Linked DNA regions of Homo sapiens: regions 1, 2, 3, 4 and 5 are each linked to region 6. A link is a loop called in an ENCODE intact Hi-C map of the cell type or tissue named here. Cell type or tissue: mammary epithelial cell. All regions are shown on one strand.

Region 1 (5,000 bases), 420 kb after region 6:
TGTTTGTATTTTCTGTAGAGATTGGATTTCACTATGTTGCTCAGGCTGGTCTTGAACTCCTGGGCTCAAGTGATCTGCTTGCCTTAGCCTCCCAAAATGCTGGGACTACAGGCATGAGCCACCACACCCAGCCTGTTCTTCTTATTCTAAACTTGTAAAGTTAGGATGTTGATTTGACATTTTTCTTGTTTTTTAATGTAAACAGGTATAGCTATAAATTTCCACCCACAGACTACTTTTGCTTTGTCCCATAAGATTTAGCATGTTGTGTTTTCATTTTTATTTGTCTATAAGTATTTTCTAATTTCCCCTGTGATTTTTACTTTGGTTGTTTAAGAGTTTGTTGTTTAATTTCCACAAATTTATACATTCTCCATTTCACTTCGGTTATTGATTTCTAACTTTATGTCATTTGGTCAGAGAAGATACTTTGTATGATATCCATCTTTTAAAAATCTATTGAGACTTAATTTGTGGCCTAACATATGATGTATCCTGCAAAATGTCCCATGTGCACTTGAGAAAAGTTTGTATACTGTAGTTGTTGGAGAGAGGATTGTGTATATACCTGTTAGTCTGGTTGGTTTATTGCATTGTTTAAGTCTTCTGTTTCCTTGCTTATTTTCTGTCTGGTTGTTCTCACCATTATTGCGAGTTGGGTATTGAAGTCTCCAACTATTGTTATAGAACTATCTCTTTTTCCCTTTCATTCTGTAAGCTTTTGCTTTATGTGTTTTGATGGTCTGTCCTTAGATGGGTAAATGTTTATAATTGAATATCTTCTTGCTGTGTTGGGTCTTTTATTAATATATAATGTCCTTCTTTGTCCACTATAGCCCTGTAAGTTTATTTCGCCTGGGAGCAGTGGCTCATGCCTGTGCTCCTAGCATTTTGGGAGGCCGAAGCAGGTGGAACACTTGAGCCCAGGAGTTCTAGACTAGCCTGGACAACATGGTGAAATGCCATCTTTACAAAAAAATACAAAAGTTAGCGGGGCATGGTGACGCTTACCTGTAGTCTCAGCTACTTGGGAGGCTGAGGTAGGAGGATTGCTTGAGCCTAGGAGGTCAAGGCTACAGTGAGCCAAGATTGTGCCACTGCACTCCAACCTGGGTGACAGGGTGAGACCCTGTTAAAAAAAAAAGTCTATTTTGTCTGATATTATTATACCCACTCCTACTGTGTTTTGGTTACTATTGGCATGGAATATTTTTTCCATGCTTCCACTTTTAATCTGTTTATATCTTTGGATCTAAAGTAAGTCTTTTGTAAACAGTAAATAGTCAGACCATGTATGTATCCATTCTGCTAATCCCTGTCTTTTGATGGTAGAGTTTAATCCATTTGCATTTAAAGTATATACTGATAAGGAGAAACTTAATTTTTTTCATTTTGCTATTTGTTTTTTATGGCTTATAGCTTATTTGCCTCTCATTTCCTGCATTTATTGACTGTCTTCTTTCATGTTTAGTTGATTTTTTGCAGTGAAATTTTAAAATTTCTTTCCATTTCCTTTTGTGTACATTCTTTAGCTATTTCCTTTATGGTTTAATGGGGATTGCACTTAACATCCTAAAGTTATAATACTCTAATTTGAATTTATACCAGTTTAACTTCAATAACATACAAAACTCTGTTTCTTTACAATTCTGTCCCCACCTCTTTCCGTTGTTAATGTCATAAAATTACATCTTTTTATATTTCATGCCCCAAAACATAAAGTAATAATTTATTTACATACATTAGTCTCTTAAATTATCTAGAAGATTGGCCAGACATGGTGGCTTATGCCTGTAATCCCAGCACTTTGGGAGCCCAAGGTGGTTGGATCACCTGAGGTCGTGAGTTTGAGACCAGCCTGGCCAACAAGGTGAAACCCTGTCTCTACTAAAAATACAAAAATTAGCTGGGCATGGTGACGGGCACCTGTAATCTCAACTACTGGGGAGGCAGAGGCATGAGAATCTCTTGAACCCAGGAGACAGAGGTTGCAGTGAGCCGAGATTGCACCACTGCACTCCAGCCTGGGCAACAGCGCAAGATGCGATCTCAAAAAAAAAAAAAAAAGTAGAAAATAAAATGTGGGGTGATAACCTACAGTTCATATTTGGCAGTTTACTTTAAAAGTAAACAGGGCTTCTTAAATTAACCTATCTTGGGGCAGTCTTGTGATTCATGGCAACATCCTGTTCATGAGTAAAGAATCTTATCTGAGTTTCTCAAATTATTGACGTATAATGATTAATTTATAACCTACTGACATCAAAAAGGCTGCTGATTTGTTTCTGAATCATAATGTTTTGGTGATTTGTTTCTGAATCATGAAGTTTCACTGATTGTCTTGTGCATAGAATTTTAACCTGTATGTTGCCCTGTATGTCATACTTTGCAGCCAATCTTTGTGTTGTACCCTCCAATGAAAAAGGACAACTTCACTATGAGGAGCCCCTCTCCCTTCTCCTAAACTTACTTATAAAAGCCTTCCAACTTGTAACAGATTCTGGAACACTCCCAACTTTCTGATGTGTCTTCCCAGGTTGATCCTCACATTTGGCTTCCAATAAACCTTTATCAAATTATTTCTGCCTCAACAGCCTTAATTTCTGTCAATAGGAGTTACAAGCCAAAGTTAACAATAATACTAGCTTTTAGACTAATAGTTTTTAACGTATGAATCTCAAACCATGCAAAAAACAAAAAATGGAGTTACAAACCATTGTTACAATAATACTAGCTTCTATAATTGTCCATGTATTTACCTTCATTGAGATTTTTATTTCTTCATATAGCTTTGAGTTACTGTCTAGTGTTCTTACATTTCACCTTGCAAGACGTAAGCATTTCTTGCACGGCAGGTTTAGTAGTGAACTCACTCAGCTTTTGTTTATCTGGGAATATTTTAATTGCTTCCTCGCTTTTGAAGGAGAGTTTTGCAAGATAAAAGATTCTTGATTGACAGGTTTCTTTTTCTTTTCGCACTTTGAATTTATTAACCCACTGGCTTCTGTTTTCCAAAGTTTCTGATGAGAAATCTGATGATATTCTAATTGAGGATCTCTTGTAAGTGACAAATTGCTTCTCTCTTGCCACTTTCAAGATTCTGTTTTTGTCTTTGGTTTTCAAAAGTTTGATTATAATGTGTTTTTGGGTGAGTCTCTTTAAATTCTTCTTATTTGGAGTTTGTTGAGTTCTTGTATGTTTATGTTCAAGTCTGTCATCACATTTGTGAAGCTTTCAGCCATTATTTCTTAAAATATTCTCTCTACCCGCCTCTCTCTCTAATCTTCAGAGACTCCCAAAATGTATATGATGGTGTCCTACAGCTTATCTAGGTTTTATTTATTTTTCTTCGGCCTTTTTTCTATTCCTCAGACTCAGTGATTTCCATTGTTCTATCTTCACCTTTCACTATTTTTATCTTCTGGATGCTCAAGTATGTCTTTTAGTCCTTGTAGTGAATTTTTTATCTTGGTTTTATTTTTCCACTCCTTGCTTTCTTTTTGGTTTATTTTTAGGTTTTTCTGTATCATCATTGATTTTTCCATTTTGTTCATGTATCATATATTTTTTCTGGTCTTTCTTCACATCTTTCTTTAGAATATTGAGCATCTTTAAGACATCTGTTTAAAAGTCTTCATCTAGTATATCTGACATCATATCTTTTTCAGGGATGGTTTCTGTTGATTTATTTTTTTCTTTGAATAGACCATACTTTCCTGGTTTTTGTTTTTTTTTTTTGTATGTCTTGTGATTTTTTTTTGGTTGACATTGAAAACTGGACATTTGAATCTAAAAATGTGGTAAATCTGGAAATCAAGTTCTTCTCCTTTTCCAGAGTTTGCTAGATTTAGTCATTGTTTTTGTTTACTCTTTTTTATTGTTGTATGTCTGATATATATAAACTTAAGGTCCTTTCAGGTCTTTTCTGAGCCTGAGCCTTTCCCTGGGTATGCATGGTCACTTTCTAATTTCCCCCTCTATGAAGTTGTTTCTGAAAGTCCTAGTCTTTAACGTCTGGTTCCCAAAAGGGAATCAAAAATATTAAGGGGGAAAAATGGCCCTGGTCCTTTGAATCCCCTGGAAGTCATCTCAGATGGATGGGAGGGGCTTGCAAAAAGGGTAGAGGTGAAACAATAGCTGTTCACTTCTTTGTCTGTACCACTGTGATCAGAAGCAGTGATTGGCAATCCAAATACAGATCCCCAATATTTGGAGGACAGGATCCTTTTTGTTCATTCTGGCTGCTTCAAGCTGCTACAGGAACTCCCAAAAATGACCCCAGAAGCAAGACCTAAGATTTAAAAGAAAACAGAGCTATTGGAGACTGTGAAGGGAGATACTTTGAGGGACAAAGCTGACCAAAGGAGGATGGTAGAATAAAAACATGGAAGGAATATGGATGACATTATTAAACCAATGAATTATGTATACATGGAGAAACCCTATATTGGAACTTCTTGTGTAAAACAACTTTTCCCATTCTGAGAGAGAGAGAGAGAGCATGTGTGCATGATTCAAGAAAGAATAAAGTGTATCAAATTCTGTGGGGTGGTCAAGTAGGATAAGAATGGAAAAGAGTCCTTTAGTTTTGACTATAGGAAGTTCATTGATGATCATAGTAAGAGCAGGTCAGTCTTTCATGAGACTCGGCTGCACTCTCTTACCCTTGGAATTTAGGAAGAGACACACCTCAGGAGTTGTTACTAAAAGGATATCTGTGTAAGTTGGTCTGAGTAAATTTCCTTTGCTCACAACCAAATGAATTTTGAATATGAAGTGTTATTTTTTGGAAATGTTAAAACAGGTTGAATTGAGAAGACTTAGTGAATGATTGCCACGGATGATAGAGAAAGATAGAGATTGTGACTGGCTTCTTTCACTTAGCATTGTTTCAAGGTTTGTTCATGTTGTAGCATATATCAGTACTCTATTCCTTTTAATAGCTGAATAACATTCCATTGTATGGATAGGCTACATTTCATTTATCCATTTATCAGTTG
Region 2 (5,000 bases), 210 kb after region 6:
GCAGGTCATCTATATTCCTACAAGATGTAATTCCTGTTCTTGATGCAGACTGCATTATTCATACTCTACTTCTAAAAGATGCTTGCTTAAAGAATATCTATTGCACAAAAAGTGTATATTATTTTAATTTTAGAGGTTTTTTTAAACTGGTGATAATATTCAAGAATGCCTTCCTTTAGCAAATGGCCTCTTCCTTATAGAGAAAACCTTTAGAAATGCTTTGCATGTGATGTTGCATTATACAGAAGCCCCTGGGCAATCTTTGGTAATAATGGCTAATGTTTAATAGTGGCAGCAGAACTTCTGCCATTTGGGAGGCAACAGAGTAGCTAAGAACTTGGCTCTGAGTCAGGTGGACCTGGATTCAAATGTCTGCGGTGCCATTTATAAGTTATGAAGACTTGGGCAAGTTCCTTAACATCTGCCTTGATTTTCTCATTTGTAAAATGGGAGTATTAATTCCTTTCTCAAAGGGCTTTACTGAGAATTAGAGAAGATAATATATGTGAAGTCCTTGGCACATAGCAAGTACTCAAATGCATGATATGGACATTTACTGGACTCTATCACTGTCCTCACACTGATTAATAATCTTTAAATATTTGCAGAACATAGGTGCAGTGGCTGTAAGCTGAGCTACTTGAGAGGCTGAGGTGGGAGGATAGCTTAAGCCCAGGAGTTCAAGTCCAGCCTGAGCAACACAGTGAGACCTTGATTTCTAAAAAAAAAAAAAAAGTGCAGGACATTTCTTACATGTGAAAATGTTTGTTACTGAAGTGTCATATGAAAAAGCCTGTTTTCAAATCATGATGTAGTTTCTTTTTTTCAGAAAAACTTGCAGTGTGGAAATATTCTCATGTACTAGAAATTGATTCCATTGTTTTGCTAAGGGCCTCCCAAAAAGGATAAATATGATTTGGTGGCCTAGCTTGCATATAAACAATGAGCTAGAGCTCACTTAGTAATGGCATCTTTTCAGGGTTAACTAGACTTTCAGCTTCACTGAGAAGACTGCATGAGTCATTTTCTCTCTGTTTCACGTGCTCTTTCACACAGTTATGCTAAAGCAGCTAAAATGCAGTTTAATAATTTGAATTTAGACAAACTTAACTCTCTGAACTTCAGTAAAGTGTATTTGTATCAGATATGCTTTAGTTTTCATGATCAAAAAGCCCAAAGAAGCTAAAATTAAACTTCCTTCCGACTTTTACTCATTCCTTTACATTTCTAAGCAAGTGAGACTCAAAATCATGGCTTTGATTCTATAGGAATCAGTGAATGTGCCAGCCAGAGGCCTCAGAATTCTTTAAAACCTGACCAGAAGGAAGGGAACGTATTTCTTGATCTCCAGAATGATCAAAAGGCAATATGAAAAGCTCTCAAGCAAAAAGGATACAAAATTATTCCTTGTCTTATGAATCTAACAGGTCCAAAAGATGTCAATACATCTTCCTCCCTCATTTGAGGGTTACACAAGCAGTCCCCATGTCAGAATGGCAGAATTCCAGCGGTTCGTTTGCAGAAGTAAGTTCTGTGGGACTCAGGATGCGTTCTCCATAGTAACCACATTATGTCTGCCTGGTGGTTAGCTAGGTTTAATCCATAATCCTCTGAAGTAGAGTTCCAGAATTACAGGACTTGACCACCTCATTTTTTTTTTTTTTTTTTTGAGATGGAGTCTTGCTCTGTCACCAAGGCTGGAGTGCAGTGGCACGATCTCGGCTCACTGCAACCTCCATCTCCTGGGTTCAAGCAATTCTTCTGCCTCAGCCTCCCCAGTAGCTGAGATTACAGGTGTGTACCACCATGCCTAGCTAATTTTTGTATTTTTAGAAGAGACGGGGTTTCACCATGTTGGCCAGGCTGGTCTTGAACTCCTGACCTTGTGATCCACCCGCCTCGGCCTCCCAAACTGCTGGGATTACAGGCTTGAGCCACTGCACCTGGCCCATGAAGAGTATTTTTATAGGAAGATGTGTGGGACCAGCTAAGGATGCCAGGCATGGGGGAATCTTCCTTTCCCCAACTTCCCTCATTTCTGAGCCTCTGTAGCCTAGGGCAGAAAATTCTCCCTAGAAGATGATTGGGAGGAAGGTAATGAGATGTGGAGCTGGAGGCCTTCAGAGTTTGGGAGTTGGAGGATGCCACCTCGTGAGAAGCTGTGAGTCTTTCTTGATCAGCTTGGGCAGCTCCTGGCTTACTTCCTTTCTTTTCATCTGCTGACCCTCAACATTGATCCTCTTGCTTCTCCCTTCACTGCCACAAACAACCTCTTCCTTGAGAGAAGCATTTTTCTCTTCTCATTTTAGATCAGAATAGAGTCCCCTCTACTTGCCTGGCTTGGAAGTAAATACATGGATTTAGTCCCATACTCTATGGAGTTAAAAAATTTCCCTGACCCTTTTCTTGTATTGCAAATTATTTCTACAGGTAAGGTTTAAGCCCTCATTAATGGCAAATATTTTTCAACTTAAGGAACTGGTGTAAAATTCATCCACATTTCAGGGGGAATCCTAGATTTAGGCTTTCATAAACATTTCTTCAAGAGTTGTGGCTGATGGAGGTATGGGGGTGAAGAACATCACAATGAAGTTTGTGTAGTGCAGAATAGTGTAAAATGACCATGTGAGTAGCACCCCCTTGTGTTGAAGAAGAGGTGTGAGTGTGGGAGGTTGCTGGAAGAAGGGGTGTATTACAGATATTCTTTTTATTCCTTTTCGCTAAATCCCTTCCTGCAGGGGCAGGAGCCCGGGATGCAGGGTTGGGCTGCTCAGAGACTGCTGAGTAAAGTAATTCAAGAGACAGTACCTCGGAGTAAAAACCACAACTAAGATGCCATCAAAAGGGACCATGGAGAGAGGTGAAATTCAAGTGGCAAAGGGATGGACAGTAGGGGAAGGTTGGCCCAAGCAAGAGATTTCCAGTGGAGTCTGAAGAGACTCCTTGAGCTGTCACCTGGAAGAGCACGCTAAGGATTTTCTTTTCTAAAACTCTGAAGTTCTAGAAGGGAAGGAAACTTTTTTTTTTCTTTTAGAGATGGGGTGTCACTCTGTCACCCAGGCTGGAATGCAGTGGTGCAATCATAACCCACTGAAGCCTCGAACTTGAACTGAGGCTCAAGCAATCCTCCCACCTCAGCCTCCCTGGTAGCTGGGACCACAGGCATGTGCCACCATACCCAGCTAATTTTTGTTTTTTATAGAGACAGGGTCTTGCTATGTTGCCCAGGCTGGTTTTCAGCTCCTGGGCTTAAGCGGTTGTTCTGCCTCAGCTTCCCAAAGCACTGGAATTATAGGCATGAGCCACTATGCTCAGGCAGAAGGAAACTTTTGAAGGAGCTGAGTAGACTTGCGTATCTTTCCTTAGATCACCATCAATCCTGCCTGGGCTAAGGTCAAAAGAGTGTCAGAACAGAATACTTTAAAGCATTCTGGAGGCAACACCTGAGCAGGTGAGGTGAGCAGAGGATTAAGAGCCAGGAGGCTGGCCGGGCGTGGTGGCTCACGCCTGTAATCCCAGCACTTTGGGAGGCCGAGGTGGATGGATCACGAGGTCAGGAGATCGAGACCATCCTGGCTAACAAGGTGAAACCCCGTCTCTACTAAAAATACAAAAAATTAGCCGGGCGTGGTGGCGGGCGCCTGTAGTCCTAGCTACTCGGGAGGCTGAGGTAAGATGGCGTGAACCCGGGAGGTGGAGGTTGCAGTGAGCCGAGACCGCCACTGCACTCCAGCCTGGGTGACAGAGCGAGACTCCATCTCAAAAAAAGAAAGAAAAAAAAAAAGAGCCACGAGGCTTAACAACCAGATCTATGGCAGAATTAGTCTTTGGCTTCCTTCATGCTCTTCAGTTTTTAGCGTCTTAAGATGCCTTCTTGGTTTGGATGAATTTGCCTTTCTGACTCCAGCTACCCTGATCTTTTGTTGAAGCTGTAATTTGTCATCATGCTTACCCCATTTCTAAGCATAAGCCAGGTCCCTCTTCTTGGCTCAGCCCTGCCTCCTTCCTGTCCCATGGAGTTTGGTCTGAGGAAGACTCAGTCAATTCCTGAGCTTTCTTTCTTCTTGTCATTTATTTATTGATCACTTGCTGTGTGTCGGATACTGCACTGAATGCTGGGGATTAGGGATTCAACATATAAATTTGGGGAGGGACGTAATTTATTCCATACAGATGTGAGGGAATTAGCTATATGGATATCCGAAGGAAGAACATTTATTTTAATCACATACAAAAATAATTAGAACCTCCATTGCCTTTCAGACAAGGCCCAGGTCGATTAGTTGGTTGGAGGGTCAGGTGTTATAAATATGCCATATAATGGATAAGGAGGGTGGTGGTCTATATTCAGAATCCTTGTTCAAACCCCATTTCTGCCACTTATTAGCAGTGTGTTTTTGGGAAAGTTACTTTACCTCATAGGGAAGGAAAAATATCTTTCCTTCTACCTATTTTAGGTTCATGGCTAAGGTCCCTGTAACAACATGCAGATTAATAAGAGAAAAGCCCGCAAATTTATTTAATGTAAGTTTTACATGACTTGGAGACTTCATACAGAAATAAAAATCTGAAGAAACCATTAAACCTGAGGGTTGTGTGTGGGTTTTTTTTAATGCTAGGTTTGATGAAGAATGGGTAGTTGTGGAGAAATATGACAGGAAAAAGGGTGTGATCTAATGGTAATAAACTGGGAGAAACTTAGCAAGTCCTTGGAATCTTAACAAGTCAGATTCTTCTCTGTGACCCTTTATCTTCAGAGATAAAGATGTTCCTCTTTCCCAGGCATAGGAAGACACTTCTCACATGAGGGTCTTATAACCTGCTTCAGGGAAAGGTCAGAAAATCCTTCCTAGGTTTTATGACCTGCTTGATGGGAGAAGGGAGGGAGATGAGGAAAGTGAGACTTGCCTTCCTGCTTCTGCTGTTTTCTCAAATTTCTTTTCTTTCCTTTTTTTTTTTTAAAGGGATAGGGTTTCACTCTCTTGCCCAGGTTGGAATGC
Region 3 (5,000 bases), 74 kb after region 6:
AAAACCTTAACCCAACTCTGCCCCTAGGAACTCGAAATAAGCCTTAAAAGTAAAGTGCTGAAGTTAAGAGTTTGCTTTATGCATCTGTTCAATTTCCAGAAAAAGTAGCAATATAAGATGGCTACTGTTTCCTCGAGCCCACCCACAGTAGTTCCTTGCAACAACCCTGCCTTGAAAGCCCAGGAAGAATGACAAACAAGATGTCATGCCAGATAGAGCACCTTATAAATGCCATCATATCTGTTGCCTTCTTCAGGAGCATATTTGCTGATCTTCCTCCCTTTAAAACTGCGTATCACTCTGACTGGCTTACCAGCTCTCCAATTCCGAGACTCTGCTCCAATTTTATCATCCAATGGAGCATCACAGTTTAGGGCCAATGCCCTAAAAAACAACAAAGAAGTCTTTATACCATGTAATTTTTCTTCAAGTACACAATCGAGTCATTAGCTCAATTAAAAGGTGAATTATACCTTACCTGATGGTTAAGATTCTATGATTCTTTCCATATTATTCCAGATAATAGGATTATGCTTTCCCCCACCAGCAGAGAAGACAAATCAGTTTTCTGATGTCACCCCCAAGCCAGGGGATTGGTTCTCAGATAGCCTGTAGGGTTCTTCTGAAAGTAATAACATCTGTGCCACGTATAATAGAAAACAACTAGAAATACATGGAATTTTTCTTTAAATAACGTTTGTTGGGGGAAGGGAGAACGTTGGAAAACTAAAGCAAATGATTTTTTCAATAGTGATCTTTGGTAAGGGTGTAAGGTGAATTGCTGGAATAATGTAGAAAGAAATCCAGAAATATAAATTTGTCAGCAAGGTACAAATGACCTTCCCAGGTCTACTTTCCACATTCCAGACAATAGAGAATCCTTAAAGTTTAAAAGATATTAAGAATAAGTGGTGTATGAGAATGTTCTTTAAAGGTCTCCATAAAAAGATAAATTTCAATAAGCCTGAAGCATCCAAATGCCTGTGCTAATGACAATGAAGACTTCTGGCTGCTTGAGATCACTACATTTTACTGATAATGCATTAATGCATGGTCAAAGAAGAACACTGAATTGGAAGTAGTACCTGACTTAGCTGGAACTTATTTAGTATATGCATTCACCTAATAGTAGTAAATCAATGAGCTTATTAGATGTTAGAAGACCTTACTCTTGGGAGAACCTAGTTGTACCAAAATCTGTATTTAAGTTATTTTTACTATTTTAAAATAACAATTTTAGAATCAGTTTAAAATTAGCATTTTCCTCTAGGACACCTACGTCTTAAGTGAAAAGAAAACACTGAGAACACTTAAGGTTTAAAAAACAAACAAAAAACAGAACTATACCCAATCTGGTGAAAGCAGATATGACATAAAATACTTCTTCAGGGTTTAATTCTTTTTATGCAGGCTCAAGTTAAAAAAAATAGACGTCAAGAAAATGACTAACCTATTGAAAAGAAATGTCTTGACCATAATTATATTTTTAGTGAGTAAATAAACTTGAAAGTATTTTGTTTTAAAAAATAACTTATATAGCTGTGGTCAAAGAGTTGAAGCTTCCCAAGTTACCTTTTTTTTTTAATCTAAAAGGAAGATGCATTAAAATTCTGAGAGGTAGAAAAAAACACAGCCATCAACTCTAGGGCTACTATTACGTCTTACAGAATACCTATTGAGATATTACACCTATTTTATCTTAAAGAGCTAGGGTAAGTTTCATTCATGTCACTGAATGGAATGCTTTAATGCTCACAGATACCTTCAGTCATAATTACTGCCACCACTAACTGGCACTGTCAACTCACTTCTGGCTTCAGATAATTAGGCTATTCAAGTATATGAAAAGAGTCCAAGAGGATGAAACTAGGCAATACAGCAACAAAGCTCCTCCATTAATCTATCTGCCACTCAGCCAGTCAGGTGCCTCTGACTGCCCTGATAAAAGATGGCCAGGTTACTTTGCTGCCCTCTTCAGTTTCTTAAAGTTTGAAGAGCTGGGAAGAAATAGGAATAAACTCAGAAGCAAGAAGGTGTCGAACTACCTCTTAGCAAAGAAGCAAAAATGAATTCAACCATACACTACTGGGCAAAGAGTATACTATGGGTCAGAGCAAAGTGCCTTTCACCTCAGTTTTCATGTTTGTAAGACATACAGGTACCTTTGCCCAAGCACTTTTACAATCACAAGGCGTATTCACAACTTAACGTATAAACTGACCAGATGTTAAAGTCTCTCTGATAATTCAATCCTAAATTGTTTTCAGTTGATATTTCATTTTCACTATCTCCTCTTTATAGAAAACATGTTTACTGCTTGTCAATTATTTTCTAATGAGATTGTAGCGGTACTTATCAGATTGTCCAAAAGTGTGAAAGGAATCTTAACATGTACATTACAATGGTGGGTAGTTATGAAGGAAGTTCCTTTCAAGCAAAATTATCGATTATTAAAGGGAAAAATAATTTTCAGATTTGACAACTTGAAAGAGTCCTTTTGCAAATTTGAGATACATTTTCATTGACAAAAACACATCAAAATATTTATTTTAAGACACTCTTCTTGAAGGACTGCTTTCTTGCTAGAAAAGAATAGCTAAGCTCCTGTCTCAAGAATGTTTTCACCAGCAAATCTGACCTGTCTCCTCTGCTGGTTCAGTAAAAATAATCCTACTATCAGAAACAATATAGAACACATAAAAACAGAGATTCTATGTAAATTGATACGCATGAAAGTCTTGAAATCATACTGGTATATTCTTTACATCACACAGTAATCAGAAATTAAGGGGACACTACTTAAAACTGAGTGATTTAGACTCAAAGTGAAAAACACTCACTTTTACTCAATCGACAAAATACCCTTAGTAACAGGATATAAAAACTGTTAACTTTATGAAATGTTCACAAAAATTTCAGCAGGACAAACTATAATGTGATTTTTGCTATCTGGTGGTCTGGGTTACTTATTAATATTGGTATTAGCATGCATTTATAAAATAAAACATTTTGAAATTAATAAATTTTCTGTACCCACGGGAGCTGAGATGTCATTAGTATTTCTATAGAATAAAGATCAGCACACGGTGGCTCTTTTGTAATGTCTTAAGGGGATTTAGTTAGAAAAGATCACTTTTGTAACTAAATGAACATTCCCTTTAACAACTCTTAGAAGATATCTGATTAGCAGACATTCTAAAAGTACATTCAGTACAGATCTGATTAAGTTACCTTATGTTTCATTTATGTACATAAATGTGGCTCCCAAACATAACTTTATTTCAAATTACTGAGTTTACTCTAAAAAGGAGTTTGTCACTTTTAGCTTTGACCAATGGAGTAGTAGACAAGCCACCTTATTCTCAATTTCACTTAAATTACACAGGCTCCTTTCCTTCAAAGTTGTTAACATTTTCAAATGCATATCACATGTATTCAGTAAGACTAGAAATTATGGCATTTAAAAAATAACAGTATAAAGATATGTTAGGATGCTGAAAAACAATTACATAATCAGGCACTGGAATTTTAATTTCAGATCTTTAACTCCCAGTTTGAAATTCTCCTCTGCAACGTAAGTTACAATTTACAGTCCTATAATGAAACTTTTATTCAATGTTCAAATTCTAAACAGTGTCTATAGTAGTACCTGTTCATGTTTGTTAATGTTTGATCAGCTGAAGGTGCACCAATTCTTTTGTTACCAGCAAGATTTTTACCACCGCTTCCAGTGTATGTGAACTCATCACCTCGGTCCTGTCAGAGAAGATTTTCTTTATTAAGAAAGCTAAACCCAAGTATAATTTCATCAATTCTTATTTCAGAGTCAAAACATTTCATTAGGATGTTATGAGTTGACATTTTCTCTTGAGGCATCTCCCAAAATAATGCAAAATTTAAATGCAATCTTGTGTGTAGTATACTTTCAAGTCATATAACTTGACCTAACACTTTCACTTTAAATTATACTTTTCAACATCTCCAAATATGGTTAGTCTCATGCTATATATGTAGTAAAATAATCAACAGAATGTTACAAACAAGGTAAGGTCTTATGGATTTAAATATTATATTTTATTCAATTCAATGTTAAAACTTATCAATACTAGCTTGTAGGTTCTTTATAGATAATACCACTTCAACAAACACTCCATAACCAAATTTCCAACTGACATCTACACCATACCTAAGTGTGCTGCCTCAAATTTCAAATTCTGGCATTGACAATAAATAAGTACTACAAAAGCAAATTTACCTAAAAACTTCACCTTAACTTTTTTTTTTTAAACAGAGTCTTGCTCTGTCACCCAGGCTGGAGTGCGGTGGCACGATCTCGGCTCGCTGTAGCCTCTGCCTCCCAGGTTCAATCGATTCTCCTGCCTCAGCCTCCCAAGCAGCTGGGATTACAGGAATGTGCCACTACGCCTGTCTAGCTTTTGTATTTTTAGTAGAGATGGGGTTTTGTCATGTTGGCCATGTTGGTCTCCAACTCCCGGTCTCAAGTGATCCACCCGCCTTGGCCTCCCAAAGTGCTGGGATTACAGGCATGACCCACTGCGCCCTGGCTTTCATATTAAAATTCTAACAGCATAGTTAAGTTCCCTTTATTTCACATTCTGTGGGTTCACCCATATCACACATTCAGGTAAAATAATAGCCTCCCATTAAGAAGAAATTTGGAAAAAATTTGAAAAATCTAAAAGTAGTATAAAGTATCTACTAAATGTAAAAAAAAAAAAAAAAAAAAAAGCCAAAAGCTCTCCAATTACTTCTATAGCAGCTACAAATTTATATGGATATTATTGTCTCTATCTGATTCAGTACTTGAAACAAATTAAGAAAAGTAACTATCAGTGCACAATTAATCCTACTAACACTAGCAAAATAGTGATTCTTTAATGCAAGATCATTTTAATTAGTTTAGACAACTTAGACAATGATGTTTTGTGTCTACTAAATTCGTATTATAGAAGTCAATTATTTATACTTTGTTTTTCCCT
Region 4 (5,000 bases), 510 kb after region 6:
AAATGCTCATCATCACTGGCCATCAGAAAAATGCAAATCAAAACCACAATGAGATACCATCTCAGTTAGAATGGCGATCATTAAAAAGTCAGGAAACAACAGGTGCTGGAGAGGATGTGGAGAAATAGGAACACTTTTACACTGTTGGTGGGACTGTAAACTAATTCGACCATTGTGGAAGACAGTGTGGCGATTCCATAAGGATCTAGAACTAGAAATACCATTTGACCCAGCCATCCCGTTACTGGATATATACCCAAAGGATTATAAATCATGCTGCTATAAAGACACATGCACACATATGTTTATTGTGGCACTAGTCACAATAGCAAAGACTTGGAACCAACCCAAATGCCCATCAATGATAGACTGGATTAAGAAAATGTGGCACATATACACCATGGAATACTATGCAGCCATAAAAAAGGATGAGTTCGTGTCCTTTGCAGGGACATGGATGAAGCTGGAAATCACCATTCTGAGCAAACTATTGCAAGGACAGAAAACCAAACACCACATGTTCCCACTCATAAGTGGGAATTGAACAGTGAGAACACTTGTTCACAGGGTGGGGAACATCACACACTGGGACCTGTCGTGGGGTGGGGGGAGGGGGGAGGGATAGCATTAGGAGATATATACCTAATGTAAATGACGAGTTAATGGGTGCAGCACACCAACATGGCACATGTATACATATGTAACAACCTGCACATTGTGCACATGTGCCCTAGAACTTTAAGTATAATTTAAAAAAGAAAAAAGAAAAAAGTTACAAAACCTTTTTCTCAAAAAAAAAAAAATTTAATCTAAATAGGGATTGAGTACCACAACTCAGTATCACACCTTCCTGAAGTTTATCCATTTTCTGTGACTTACAACCTCTTCTGCATCAGTGTTCATCCTTCCTTCCCTTCCAATAAGGGCTTGGTATATACTCATTGATCACCAAAAATTCAACCCTTTAACATTATATTATTTTATGGATATGTTAATTATTGTAATGAAAAACTTCAAATGTATAAAAAAAGATTATATAAGGAACTCCAAATTACCTATCTCCCTGCTTTAACAATTATCACATAATCATCTTATTTTGACTATACCTTCTCCCCCAGATTGTTTTGAAGTAAGTTGTCTTATCTGTAAGTATATGTTGCTTTTGCCAGTATAACCAACTCTGTTTTATGTTTGTTCCTTGGGTTCTTTGTGCAATTTTCATCATTTGATTTATCAGTTCCTATTCAGGAGTTGTGTCTTCTACTTTTGAACTTGCCGTGTGCATCTCATCATGATTACACCTTGCTGGAATTCAGTATATGTGAAGTATGATGTCTACGTACAAAAACCCAGAATGGAGCCAACAGGAAAAATAAAACTCTGACAACACGGTTGAGAGAAACAATACCACAGTCACCCACCTGTGTGTTGAAGAAAATCTTTAATCTTGTGTAGAATGAATGTTTAGGTAATTGGTTGGCTAATAGCTCCTCAGAACATTGAGGGGTATATAATTTTTGTATTATATACTACTTTAAAATAGGAAAACCCATTACCAACCACATCTTATATACTAGACCAAAATTTCTTAGTTAATGGATTTGCATTTTATCTGCTAGGAATTTGGAACTACCACTTAAGACTAAGACTATTGCGAAGTTTCTGTGACCACATCACCACTCTGTTTCTCAATCTTCTTGGAGGTAACAGATTCTTGTTCAACCTGCTGACTTACTCTTTCTTACCCTTAAAGCAATAGCACCACCCTGTGGCAAGATTTAAAATGTTTCCTCACACTGGCAAATACAACTTCCATCTTACAACTTTAAGATGCCAAGTGACTCTAGCGGACTGGTGAAGTTTTGGGCCTCTTCTCATATTAAAGTTTTTAAATGTATAAAATACAATACATGGAATTACAAAGGAAATCAATTATATGAAAATACTGTTGTGGTCAGGTGTCCATGGAATCTAGTTAGGAAGCCATAATACAAGACTGGGAACATGACATTTTGGTTCCTTCAGAAGCAACTCCTCTCTGTTCTCATAATTAAGGATCATTATTCTAGTTGAGTTTGCAGATAGGCTTTCAGGAATTACATAATGGTTTTGGCTCTATCTCTATAAGTATTTATATGGTTTATGAGAAAGGAAAGGTTGTTGGAGACAGTAGGGGAGTTTATAAAATAGAAAGCATCTACACAGTGAAAACATGTTGGGTTTTGTATCTAGGTCCTTTAAATTATTGAAGTTTAGATATTCTTGCCAAAAAGGAAGGATAGATTCCACAGAGTGCTCCTGAAAGGGTAGTCTCAAGGCATAAGGGCTTATCCTGAATGCTTTTATGAGGCTTACAAAGTAAAGCAAACTCGACAATTAATGTTATTCAGCCCTGCTGGGTAAATTTGCTCCAGATGCCTCAGAATTAAGTTCCCTCCAAGGGCTAATGAAGTAGCTCTAGGTGCCACTAGAGGGCACTGTGAGGACTCTGTTGCCAGTTAGGTGAGAGGAGCTATTGGACGGCGGCCCCCTGGAATGGGAACTCAAGGAAGAGGCAGGAAGGAGAGGACTCAAGGTGCAGGAAGGAAGATAGTTAACATTGCAGATCTTAGTTTATAAGTAAATAGTAGTAATAAAGCCTTACCAGATATTTCAGGCTCCCCCATCTACTGAGTACATGGTAGGACTGCACTTCTTAATCCTCCTGTAGTGGGTAGGACCATATGATTGGCCCTGGCCAATATCCAATAAGTTGTCAGCAGGGATGGTATGTATCTCTTTTCTCCTCCTTCTCCTCCCTCTTCTTCTCCTCCTTCTTCTTTTTTAAACTTTGTAGAGACAGGGTCTCACTATGTTTCCAAGGCTAATCTTGAACTCCTGGCCTCAAGCAATCCTCCCGCTTAGGCCTTCCGGAATACTGGGATTACAGACATGTATCTGTTCTGCACCAAGCATTGAATTGTTGGTGCCAGACCCTCCAGAGTTCTCTTTCCCCTTGACATAAGTACTAACAATATTCAAGATGGTAGCTACTCTGTCAGCCTGGGTCCCTGAGTAACTACAATGGGCAGAGTCCCCCTGCTGATCCACAGTGGACAAGTAACATGATTCAAAAATAAATCTCATCTAAAACCACAGGCATTTGGGGATTAATGCTTACTGCAGCAGAGCATACATAACTTTGATTATCACAGCTAGGTACTCAACCAAGTATTTGCATGTTCAATCCTCTCAATATATTTATTTTTTCCTTTTTTCAGATGAGAAAATTGAGGCTTAGAAACTGTAAGGACTTACCCAAGGTCATGGAGCAAGGTAAGTCCTTTGACCTTATATCATGCTTCTTAATTACTATGTTATACTACATACCAAGACCAGTTAGAATCTGTGTTACATGTTCCCAATAAAGAAAGGAGAAATTCATGGAGCCAGAAATGCAAGAGGAAGGATCACTGAACCTAGCTTCTAGCCTATGGATCTTGAGTTACCCTCAATATTTAGCAGATAAGAGTGCTGCCAATCTCTCCAATAACTTGAACTGGATTTGTCTTCTTTCTCCACAAACTCTCCCCTGGTTTTGCAAATCTTCCACCCAGATCCCTTGCCTCCAGTTCCTCCCTCCTCCAGTCATCTCACTTCTCACACTGCCTTCCACATCATCTTTTAAGTCATCATCTTAGCTCCCACCAGGACCACCTAGGGAGCTTTTCAAATACACATGCATAATTCATGCAGGGCCTGAGCAAGTATTTTTTTTCATATGTGGCTACAGTAGAAGACCCTAATATGAAAGACTGATTTTCATGTTTCTATACTATCAGGTCCCAGTTAACCTTTTCTCACTTATTGTCCACACAGTGCTCCACAGGTCATTTACAATAGAGATTATTATCCCTTGAATAAAACATTAAGAATATATTTATGTCCCCAGGCCTCTGCTCCAGTTGTTCCCTTTCCGTGAAATTTCTTCCTCATCCCCATCGGTAAAAATTCTACCATCGCTCAAATGTTTCCACCTTCATGTAGTACCCCCTTGCTGTCCCAAGTCACAATTCAGACTTGATTCCTTGGGCTCTTACAGTATTCGGCTTCTATCTGTACCAGAGTTTTGATAATTCTGTCTTTATTACATTTATTTATACATGTCTGTCTTCCCCACTAACCTGTCAACTCCTGAAGGGAGGGGCCCAGTGTTTTGTTTTTGGTTTTTGCCCAGTGTTTTTTTTGTGGGGGGGGGGGGGCGGGGGGCAGGGATTGGATTTATTTATAATAAGAAAGGCTGAATTGAGAGCTTACTTTTTTTTCCTAAAATTTAAAACAGTACTAGTAAAACCTTACCCTCCTCAGCTGACCTTATTTCAGGTATAAGAGTACAAAGCTTCTAGGTAAGCTGCTCTCATGATGTAAGAGCATGACTGATAGCACCAAGCCTGTTTAAATTCACTGAGAGCCAGGAGAGGTCACATAGCAGAGGCATCTAGTCTGAGCATGTTTTCAGACTCCAAGTATTTCCAGTGTTATTTTGTCTTGGGATTCCACAAACTACCTCCCACAATGCTTAATATCTAGCAAATACTCATTATACTTTCAAATGCAACTTACTTTGATGAATTTATGTATTTATTCATTTATTCCACAAATATGTATTGGAGTGCTGACACTGAGTGCTTACTTTGAGCGAGTCACCAGAGACACAGACAAAATGTCAGCCTTCATTAAGTCTACATTCTAGTGGAGGAGGCAAACAATAAACAGGATGAGTAGGTTATATACGTAGTATGTTAGAAGATAAGTGCCAAGGGGAAACACAAAGCAGAGATGGTAGATGAGCATCAGTTTGAGTGGTTTGTGTGCACATTAAAGTTTGAGGAGCTGTGCTCTAAATGGAGCCATCTTTACAGGGATTCTTTGCAGAATAATGAATGGAGATACATGCCAGATCCCAAAACAACTATTTTAGGAAGCAAAGAGATCCCGGGTCAGTTTCTTGAAAATTCAGA
Region 5 (5,000 bases), 680 kb after region 6:
GGACAATTGGGCTTTTTCTGTTGATTAATGCCAGCTGCAGGTGTTGTACTATTCGGTGCAACTCATTGATTTGCTGAGCATACTTCTCAGATATAATGGTTTCACCGGGATTCAGAAAGATGTAGTGGATCAGACCAGCAGAGACCACCAAACAGTGACCATGACCTTTTTTCGGTGCAAGTTTGGCTTTGGGAAGTGCTTTGGAGCTTCTTCTCAGACCAGCCACTGAGCTGGTCATTGCCAGTTATCATATAAAATCCACTTTTCATTGTACATCACAACTCAATTGAGAAATTCTTCCTTGTTGTTGTGTAGAATAAGATAAGACAACATTTCAAAAAGACCGTTTTTTAAATTTTCACTCAGCTCATGAAGCAACCACTAAATGAGCTTTTTCACATTTCCAATTTGCTTCAAATGCTGAACAACTGTAGAATGATCGACGTTGAGTTCTTCGGCAATTTCTAGTGTAGTTGAAAGAGGATCAGCTTCGATGATTGTTCTCAACTGGTCGTTGTCAACTTCCAGTGGCCAGCTCCTCATCTTCCAGGCTCTCATCTCCTTTGCAAAACTTCTTGAACCACCACTGCCCTGTACATTCGTTAGCAGTTCCAGGGCCAAATGCATTGTCGATGTTGCAAATTGTCTCTGCTGCTTTATAACTCATTTTGAACTCGAATAAGAAAATCACTTGAATTTGCTTTTTGTCCAACATTTCCATAGTCTAAAATAAACATACAACAAAGAACAAGTGATGTCTTTAGCAAAAATACATAAAGTGAGAAATGCCCATTAAAATGATGTATAACATAACCACATTTATTTAAGAATGTATTTAATATCAAACAGCAAAGTCCGACAGTGCAAAAATCACAGTTACTTTTGCACTCACCTAATAATTGACCCCAGAGCTGATTCTACTTAACATCATGATCTATCTTGGACAGCCCAGAAGCATTTCAGTGGGACACAACAGTCACCTTTGCTCACCAGCTCTCCATAGCCATTGTGAACAAACAAAACAAAGAAAAAAAACCCCACCGGAATATGACAGTCCTAGCAGCTCAAGACTTAGATTAAATGACCTCTAAGGTCCCCTTTCCCATAATACCTGAGGACCCATTCCTTTCAGATCCTGTGATTTTTCTGGTTTCCATCGTGAGCTATGGACAAAGGCTGTCCTGTGTAAGGGCAGTACCAACCCACCAGATACTGGATAGTCACCACTGAAAATGGTAAGGGAGAAAGAAAACAAAGAAGGGTTGATCTTTATTAGGCAAGCCAGGGAGAGCCTATCTGTAAAGGAGGGAAAATTTAAACTGAGACCTAAATGGTAAGAAGCAGTCAGCCATGAAAAGATGGAGAGAGAGCATTTCAGAAAGAACAACCAGTTGGAGACCTTGAGGCAGAACAATAGACCATGACTTAGACTGAGTTCCCAGAGTGGAGGCTATCTCAGGGAATTTTGTGCAAAAATTGGGAAGGATATAAGCCCCTTGTGTCAATAGATTTGGAGAGAGCAACTCCAACCTGAATTTCAGGGTTATGCCTGAAAATCCCAGAAAGTCCTGGTGGTGAGTACTAGTCTACAAAGAGGGATGCAGTTCTGAGCTGAAAAGTCCATTGCACTGAGCTGGGTTCTATAATAGCCTGGCCCATATATGACTGGTGGCAAGACCACAGAGGAGGGAGTACTGACCTGGATCTCAGGGCAAGGTGAAGTTCCCAGGTCTCATTCAAGTTCTCTGGTGATGTGAGCTGACTTGGGGATTGAGTGTGCCCTGGCATTCTTCCAGGGTGGAGACAACAGGCAGCTGGCATCATCCCCTCCCCCAGAGGATGCTACAGGACCAGACTCAGCATGCTGGGCACACAATGGCCAGTCTGGGAACATGCTCTCCAGCTTGTTTGAGATATTTTTTGGTGGGTGGGTTGGGGGACAGTCTTGTTCTGTTGCCCAGGCAGGAATGCAGTGGTGTGATCTCGGGTCACTGCAACCTCCACCTCCTGGGTTCAAGCGATTCTCCTGCCTCAGCCTCCTGAGTAGCTGGGACCACAGGTATGCACCACCATGCCCAGCTAGTTTTTGTATTTTTAGTAGAGACAGGATTTTGCTATTTTGGCCAGGCTGGTCTCGAACTCCTGACCTCTAGTGGTCCGCCCACCTCTGCCTCCCAAAGTGCTGGGATTACAGACGCGACCCACTGCACCTGGCCCTTGTTTGTTCTTTGAGCTCAACGAGGGAGACCTGACCAGCTCTTTCACAGGCATCCCTTTGGGTCTTTGAGTGGTTTGCAGCTTCTGAGGTGCCTGGCCCTTTCAGGGCTATGTGAACAGGATAAGCTGGCGATCGCTTCTTCAAATAGGGGTTCCCTGGGCACCTCAACTTGAAAAACCTACCACATCCTGTTTCCCGGAAGCCCCCTAGAAGTTCCCTCTAACTAGGCTCTTAGTCTCTGTTTTTGAGCCGGCCTTGGGCCTCAGAGTCCACACCAAAGCCAGCCCAAGTCAGGCCCTACCTGCCTTCATTTTCAACACTTCCAAGTGGCTTCCTTTTCTCCCCTGGCAATCTAGTCCCAAACTAACAGCAGGAGCTCTAGAGTCCAAACCACTTGCACTTCATCTCTTCAGTGTGTGTGACCTTGGGCAAATCTCAAACCTCTGAAAGCCCCAGTGCACGCATCTGAAATGAAAGGGATAATAGCAGCATCTGCTTCATAGGTTCATGGTGAGAGTTAAACGAGATCCTGTTGGAAGTGCTTGGTACAGCACGTGGCACAGAATACGCCTAGCAACAATAGTGTGAACTGTTACTGTGAGGCAGCTCAGCCCCCACACCAGCCCCAGGGTTAGGATTTGTACCTGCTAGACCTTGCTGGCCACTGACTGGTTCTCTGCTGCCACCTAGTGGGCTTGGCCACCTGGCATCACAGGCCCACCTCATGAAGGGGCCAGAGATGCCTCTTTGGCATCTGCTTACAGTGCTCAGGAGCCAGAATCCTCTTGACTCATCCTGCTTGGGGCTTAGGCCCTCTTCAGTGCTCCCCACAATATTGTGAGCTTTTGATCTCTCACACACCCCGCAGAGGTATTGCTACAAACGAGGGTTGATAGCCGGCTGCTCGGGCTTCCGCTTTCGGTCCCCGCTAGCCATGCGTCCACTGTGTTCCCTTTTGGGAAGGCTACAAGCCCCTGGCTCAAAAGATTTGGGGAAAACAACTTCTACCTGAACTTCAGGGTTATGCCTGAAAATCCCAGAAAGTCCTGTTGCCCTTTCATAGGAGGAGCTGAACAAACAGAACTGGCTCTTCAGAAGGCAGAGAAGGCAAGGCCACATCCCAGTCACTACTGAGTCCTCACCCCGTAAGCCTCACAGGTGCCTTGAATCCCAGCTCTCATTATTATCTGTGAGACCTTGAGCAAGTTAATTAACCTTTCTGAGCTATTCCGTCTTCATCTGCAACATAGGAATAGGGAATAATTACAGAATTGCTGTGAGAATTAAATGAGATAACATATGGGCCGGGTGCGGTGGCTCATGCCTGTAATCTCAGCACTTTGGGAGGCCGAGGTGGGCAGATCACCTGAGGTCAGGAGTTCAAGACTAGCCTGACCAACATGGAGAAAACCCGTCTCTACTAAAAATACAAAAAAATTAGCCGGGCGTGGTGGTGCATGCCTGTAATCCCAGCTACTCAGGAGGCTGAGGTAGGAGAATCACTTCAACCTGGGAAGTGGAGGTTGCAGTGAGCTGAGATCGAGCCATTGCACTGCAGCCTGGGCAACGAGAGTGAAACTGAAAAAAAAAAAAGAGATAACATACGTCAACTCATCTAGCACAGTGCCTGGCAAGTTGTTCATTGAGAAAGGCTAGTGCTTCTGCGAATTCCCTGTGAATGTACAAACAGTTCGGAGGGGGTGCCCAGTCCTTGGGGTGAGCCTATGAACTCATGGCCATGGCTAATTGTTAATCAGCTAACAAGCGCTTGCTGTGACGTAAAGAGACCCAGGACAGAGAGGTTCTGATGGTGAGGGGATAGTGGCGAGGTAGAGAAGGGAATAGAATCGAGGCATGGCTAGGCAGGGGTCGAAAGGGGAAGCCCCAGCAGCCAGGAGGGTGGAGGAAATGGAGGACCACAGGGACTCCCTCCTCCCTCAGACACCCGAGAGCAAGAGCTGTGGCCTGCTGGCCTCGGGCTGGCCTTGAGTGTGGCTCCCTCTCAGGAAGCAGCAAAGGAGGCTTCATCAGTTCCCGGGCTCTATTAGGAAAGGGGTTCCAGGTGAACACGGGCACAGAGCTGGCTGAAGTCTTGAGAACATGGCCCAAGTCTCGCAGGTGAGCAGAGAAGAGCACTAATAAATCAGAAACGTGGTAAATCCCATGGCCATTTGTGACTAGTCACAGGAAGGTTGAGATTACAGGAACGGATTAAAATGACCTTTGGAGTGGAAAAATATTGAAGAGTCAACACCAGGGTTCACTACAATATCTAATAATGCTAGAGCCACCCCAGATTCTTGTCTAGGGTACAGTGGGGGTATTGGTACAGAAGAGGCTTGAGAGGAAGATGGGCTGTGTTTGTGTCTGGAAGGTAAGTAGGGATCACCTTCATAGGCATGAGATGAAGGCCAGTCCAGTGGAAGTTAAGTAGGCATTCACCAACCATAACTTCGGGTGAGGACGGGAAGGTGACATCCCAGTGGTTTAGGGCTCAGGGCCCCAGACCGGTCTGGTGAGCTTCAGGGAATTGTGAGTCGTTCCATATGGCTGGAGCTCCAAGTGCAAGAAAGGGAGTGGCAGGCCTGAGGCCCCGGTCCTGGGCGCCACAGGGCCTGGAATACCACGCTGAGCCTTTGGACTGATCTTGTAGGCTGTGTTGAGTCACAGAACGGTTTTAAGCAGGGAAAAAAATGGGTTGACCAGACTTGCAGTAAATCTATTTTCCCGTGTCATGAAGATATCTACCTCCCAGGTGGCCATGAGGATTACCTGTATTGTT
Region 6 (5,000 bases):
TTTATTCTTAGTTATTGTTGTTAATCTGTAACTGTGCCTAATTTATAAGTTAGATTTTATCATAGGTATGTATGTATAGGAAAAATCGTAGTACACCTGGGTTTGGGTGCCATCCATGGTTTCAGGCACCCACTGGGTGTCCCGGAAGATATTTCCTGCAGATAAGAGGGGGCTACTGTTAATAAGCCTTGCCATCAGATGAACTGATTTGTGCCAGTTTCTTTCTTTTTTTTTTAAAAAAAGTAGCTATTCCAGTTACTTTGCCTTTACATATGCATTTTAGAATAATCTTGCTTGTGTCTATAAGAAAATCATTATTTTGGGGGAGGATGATGTATATTTTAGCTTCTAAATGTTACATTTTGTACAAAGGGCTGTATGCTGGATGCTATAGATATTATAGGTAGTTGAAGGGAACAAATTCACCTCATATTTAAACTTATAATTTATCACTCATAAAATAAATATTTTTCATGAAAAGGTATCATTTTAAATGTAATAAAATATTTTTTTTAAAAACATACCCCGAGAAACTTTTTTTTTTTTTTTTTTTGAGACAGAGTTTTGCTCTTGTTGCGCAGGCTGGAGTGCAGTGGTGCGATCTCAGCTCACTGGAACCTCCACCTGCTGGGTTCAAGTGATTCTCTTGTCTCACCCTCCTGAGTAGCTAGGATTACAGGCACCTGCCACAACGCCCAGCTAATTTTTGTATTTTTAGTAGAGACGAAGTTTCGCCATGTTGGCCAGGTTGGTCTCGAACTCCTGACCTCAGGTGATCTGCCCGTCTCAGCCTCCCAAAGTGCTGGGATTACAGGCATGAGCCACCATGCCTGGTCAAGAAACTTCTTAAGAAGTTCAAATATAAGAAGTAAAATAGGTCCACTGCTTATAAATAACTTCAATGGGAACTTCACTGAAATCACACACTAAAGGTGGCCATCCGTGCACAAACTATGATGGTGTGTTAAAAACTATAAAATGATTTTCAGAATATTTAGGGAAAATTAAAACAAAAATAGATATGGTCAATCTAGATATTTAGTAATTCAAAAATATATAAATCTTAATTTCTTGGTACTATAATTTTTAAAACTTTAGAATCCACAGCGTGGTCTTTTCTTATGGCACATTTTTAACATCTTTTGACTTGTATAAAAATACAACATTCTATTTGAGAACACAAATACTGTTTTCTCCATATAATTACAATGTGATTCAGTGGGAGTTTTGGTGACTGCTGGTGTTCACCATAAATTATTACTTTAGTGCATTCTGCAGTCTTGCAAAATGGGTTTCATGTTACTTTTTGCATATATAAAAAGCATGCAGCTACAGTGACCCATGTCCAAATATTCCAAAGCAGTCACCATCTGAGAAATTGCTTATGGTGTCTATAAAGTTAGCCACGATGTTTTTTAATCCCCCCGGCCATGAGCCTGAGTCTCACTCTGTGGCCCAGGCTGGAGTGCAGTGGCGCGATCTTACATCACTGCAGCCTCCACCTCCTTGCTTTAAGCGATTCTCCTGCCTCAGCCTCCCAAGTAGCTGGGATTACAGATGCACACCACCACACCTGGCTAATTTTTGTATTTTTAGTAGAGACAGGGTTTTGCCATGTTCGCCAGGCTGGTCTCGATCTTCTAACTGCAGGTAATCCGCTCGCCTCGGCCTCCCAACGTGCTGTGATTACAGGCATGCAGGCATGAGGCACTGTGCCTGGTCTGCAACATCCATTTCTTTTTGTTTGTTTGTTTTTGTGATGGAGTCTCACTCTGTTGCCCAGGCTAGAGTGCAGTGGTGCGATCTCAGCTCGCTGCAACCTCCGCCTCCCGGGTTCAAGCAATTCTCCCGCCTCAGCTCCCTGAGTACCTGGGACTAAAGGTGCCCACCACCACACCCAGCTAATTTTTGTACTTTTAGTAGAGATGGGGTTTCACCATATTATCCAGGCTGGTCTCGAACTCCTGACCTTGTGATCCACCCACCTCGGCCTCCCAAAGTGCTGGGATTACAGGAGTGAGCCACCACGCCCGGCACAACATCCATTTCTAATTCTCAGTATGTTTGGCTAGGGTTCTTAGTAAAGGGAAAGATAAATTAATTTTTAAAATCTTTAAAATTTGTTTTTTCTTTGAACTCCCGTTCCAACCTTGGCAAAGGAACTTTTAGCTCTTCTGAACTATCACCCTCACCCTATCTCTGCCATGTCATCTACAAATTCTTTTTTTTTTTAAGTTTACATTGAGTATTGCTCCTGAACTTGCACACCTGTGATGATACACTGATACTGAAAGGGCCTGGGTTATAGTCATCACAATACTGTTGAATTCCATCAACTCCAGCTGTTTTCACCTTGTGGGCTCTTATACCTGTTATTCAGTTGTTCTACTTTTTCTGGTCTATTGAATTTCTTGTGGATTCTTTGTAGAATGAATCTGAGTTTTGGAAGAAGTTGTCTGCTCAATTTCCCCATTCTGCATTAAGCAGCAGCTCCTTAATCAGCCTGAGTAAATGCCATACACTGGAGGGTCTTGTTTTTCTTTTCTTCTTTTTTTTCTTGAGGTGGAGTCTCACTCTGTGGCCCAGGCTGCAGTGCAGTGGTGTGATCTCGGATCACTGCAACCTCCACCTCCCAGGTTCAAGTGATTCTCCCACTTCAGCCTCCCAAGTAGTCTGGATTACAGGCATGCACCACCACGCCCGGCTAATTTTTTGTATGTTTAGTAGAAATGGGGTTTCACCATGTTGGCCAGGCTGGTCTCGAACTCCTGATCTCAGGTGATCCGCCCACCTTGGCCTCCCAAAGTGTTAGGATTACAGGTGTGAGCCACCACGCCCGGCATGGAGGGCCTTGTTTTTCTAGGACAGTTTAAGCTGTGCTCACATAAACTTGGTGTTTCTGAGGCTCCCCGTTCACTGGCCAGCCCTGCAGCTCCAGACCATTCACTACTTCATTTTAAACAGATGTCAGAAAAGCACTGACCTAGCCTGTCCTCCATATATAATAGTTTGTTGATGGTTGCTTAGTCTGGGTTATGTAGATAAGCAATTATTTTTCATAAGACTTTTCTACCAACAGGTGGCACTAACAATTTGTTTTACTAATGCCCCAGTAGTAATCCTTGTGTCACATTTGAATATATCATTTGCACTTTTTGGGTTGAAACATAGCTGATTTTTATAGATGTTTAAGGCCAGAGAGAGAGAGAGAGAGAGAAATCCAGCATTTCTGATCAAGTCTTTAGCATATAGTCTTTCTCCTACACTACTGGCTCATAGCCAGTAATCTGCTTCTTCCTTCATTCCTAGTCTACACCTTGATTGGCCTTTCAAGAAAGTCAGATGAATAGAATTCATGAGAAAAACATAGGGGTAAATATAAAATGTTTTTCTTGAGGTTCCTTACTGTAGGGGAAAGGATGACATTCATATTGATTGCCTGTGCTGGAGGAATTCAATTTTTAAAATATTTACTAAATACTTATTGCAGAACTACTACATGCAGAGTACTGTTCTATATATTCCCTGTTGAAGAATATACAGAACTCTGAGAATTAGACCCTACTGTCAGAGCTTATGCTCTAATTGAGATAAGACAGGCATACAAAGTAAATGTGAAATCGGTAATAATTTTCTATGTCCAGTACATGTATAGGATATTAATGTCAGATAAGATTGTAGAGTAAAATGCTATGATAATTTGGAGGAGGTAGAGGATTATTTCTTTAATCAATCTATCAAATATTTTTTATGTCAGTGTTCTTGGAATAGAGAATACAATTGTGAACAAGGTTGACAAAATTCTTGCCTTCAGGGAAGGCCTCTCTGAGGAAGTGACAGAGCTGGATTGGTGGCTTTAGGGAAGGCTTTGCAGAGAGTTGTAGCCAGTTGAAGAATGGGCAGGATTTGGCTGAGAAGCATTTGACCTTGATGATCTCACTACACATCACATCTGCCCTGTGTGATGGGTACTGTTACTATCCCCATTTTACACATCTCTCAGGCACATAGGCACAGGGAGATGAAGTTACTTGTGATGTGAGTGGTTTCCTGAAGCACGGCATATTCATTTTCTTGTCCTCAAAATGAAAAAACCTCAAATAGGCTAGGACTTGTTTTTCAGAAGCCAGGAAAACAGAAGAGCAGTCTTTGCCTTTCTTCTTGGAAGAGAGCGGAGATAGCTGCAGCTGACTCAGTGCGGGTGACGAGGAACGGGGTGACTCAGGTCTTGTAAGACAGGCTTTCTTTCTTCTTTTCTTTCTTTTTTTTTTTATTTTTTATTTTAGCTAAACCCCCCAGTTCTATCAATCAGACAAGACTTCTGCTAGAAAGAAAATCAGCATTTGCTCCCACAACTCTCCGTCCTTGGAGAGCACAGTGTGCTCAGAAGAGCAGCACTGCTTGCAAAGGGAGCCCGTAGCTCTGGGAGGCAGGCTGACTCCACACCCAAGTCTTCATCTGTCACTGTTGGCCATTTGGCATGTAGCACTCAGACCTCAGTTTCTTTGTGTGCAAAATGGGGGTGATGGCATGGAGAACATACACATTTTTTAAAATTCTTACCGATTTTCTGTGGGTAACATTAAAAAAAGTTATTTTATTTTTAAATTTTCATTTGTTTAAAGTTTAAATTTTTGTATCTTTTTTTAGTATTTAATTTTTGCCTTCAGCTTCGCAGACATACACATTTTGAATGGGACTGATACATCTATTACTCATTTCCCTTCCCTTCCTGCACAGGGTACTGGGAACATGAAATAACAGTCTACGATTGAGTCAGCATTGCTCACCGGAATGTTAGTCATGGCATATGCCCTGAAAGTGGTGCCTTCCAGGACCGTTGAGATGAGGATGGCCAGCCCCTAACAGCCATCTGCATCCGGGGCCTGGGAGAGCCGAACCTGAGACTGCCAGGAATGGTGTCACATTAAAAGTGCCTCATTCTTTTGGGGCTGATCAGGCCCTTGACTCGATATTTGGTAATACTAAGAAATTATAGA

What was found. A loop is a pair of places that touch in the nucleus more often than their neighbours do. Peaks named below come from ENCODE experiments on the same cell type or tissue, not always from the same donor. Only the 100,000 strongest peaks of a DNase experiment are listed, where the experiment ranks them.
Region 1: it touches region 6 in a loop (7-fold over the local background); 2 of 110 quality-filtered maps call a loop at or near these places.
Region 2: it touches region 6 in a loop (19-fold over the local background); 95 of 110 quality-filtered maps call a loop at or near these places.
Region 3: it touches region 6 in a loop (7-fold over the local background); 9 of 110 quality-filtered maps call a loop at or near these places.
Region 4: it touches region 6 in a loop (14-fold over the local background); 17 of 110 quality-filtered maps call a loop at or near these places.
Region 5: a loop joins it to region 6, with 4 times the contacts of the local background. A loop is called at or near these places in 7 of 110 quality-filtered maps.

Annotation. Positions count from the first base shown.
Region 1 is chr9:6,150,867-6,155,866 of GRCh38, reverse strand. No RefSeq gene overlaps it. Among named protein-coding and RNA genes, the nearest start is that of IL33, 62 kb to the left of the region's middle. RefSeq lists an enhancer at 1,982-3,181. In mammary epithelial cell, no CTCF peak of the experiment used is centred here; a DNase peak (open chromatin) is centred at 2,266; H3K27ac peaks cover 694 bases.
Region 2 is chr9:6,351,932-6,356,931 of GRCh38, reverse strand. No RefSeq gene overlaps it. Among named protein-coding and RNA genes, the nearest start is that of TPD52L3, 26 kb to the right of the region's middle. In mammary epithelial cell, a CTCF peak has its summit at 2,643 (motif pointing left); a DNase peak (open chromatin) is centred at 1,011; H3K27ac peaks cover 905 bases.
Region 3 is chr9:6,492,582-6,497,581 of GRCh38, reverse strand. It overlaps UHRF2 (ubiquitin like with PHD and ring finger domains 2), which reads right to left. Exons shown (of 16, transcript NM_152896.3): 10 at 3,650-3,756; 11 at 222-384. Among named protein-coding and RNA genes, the nearest start is that of UHRF2, 82 kb to the right of the region's middle. In mammary epithelial cell, no CTCF peak of the experiment used is centred here; no DNase peak of the experiment used is centred here.
Region 4 is chr9:6,052,166-6,057,165 of GRCh38, reverse strand. No RefSeq gene overlaps it. Among named protein-coding and RNA genes, the nearest start is that of RANBP6, 39 kb to the right of the region's middle. In mammary epithelial cell, CTCF peaks have their summits at 1,771 (motif pointing left) and 2,468 (motif pointing right); DNase peaks (open chromatin) are centred at 1,725, 2,485 and 4,445.
Region 5 is chr9:5,884,193-5,889,192 of GRCh38, reverse strand. It overlaps a transcript of BRD10 not described here. Among named protein-coding and RNA genes, the nearest start is that of MLANA, 4.2 kb to the left of the region's middle. In mammary epithelial cell, a CTCF peak has its summit at 2,905 (motif pointing left); a DNase peak (open chromatin) is centred at 2,872.
Region 6 is chr9:6,566,408-6,571,407 of GRCh38, reverse strand. All of the region lies in intron 15 of GLDC (glycine decarboxylase), which reads left to right. Among named protein-coding and RNA genes, the nearest start is that of GLDC, 77 kb to the left of the region's middle. RefSeq lists an enhancer at 4,011-5,000. In mammary epithelial cell, CTCF peaks have their summits at 3,086 (motif pointing right) and 4,427; DNase peaks (open chromatin) are centred at 3,147, 4,137 and 4,797; H3K4me3 peaks cover 269 bases; H3K27ac peaks cover 2,690 bases.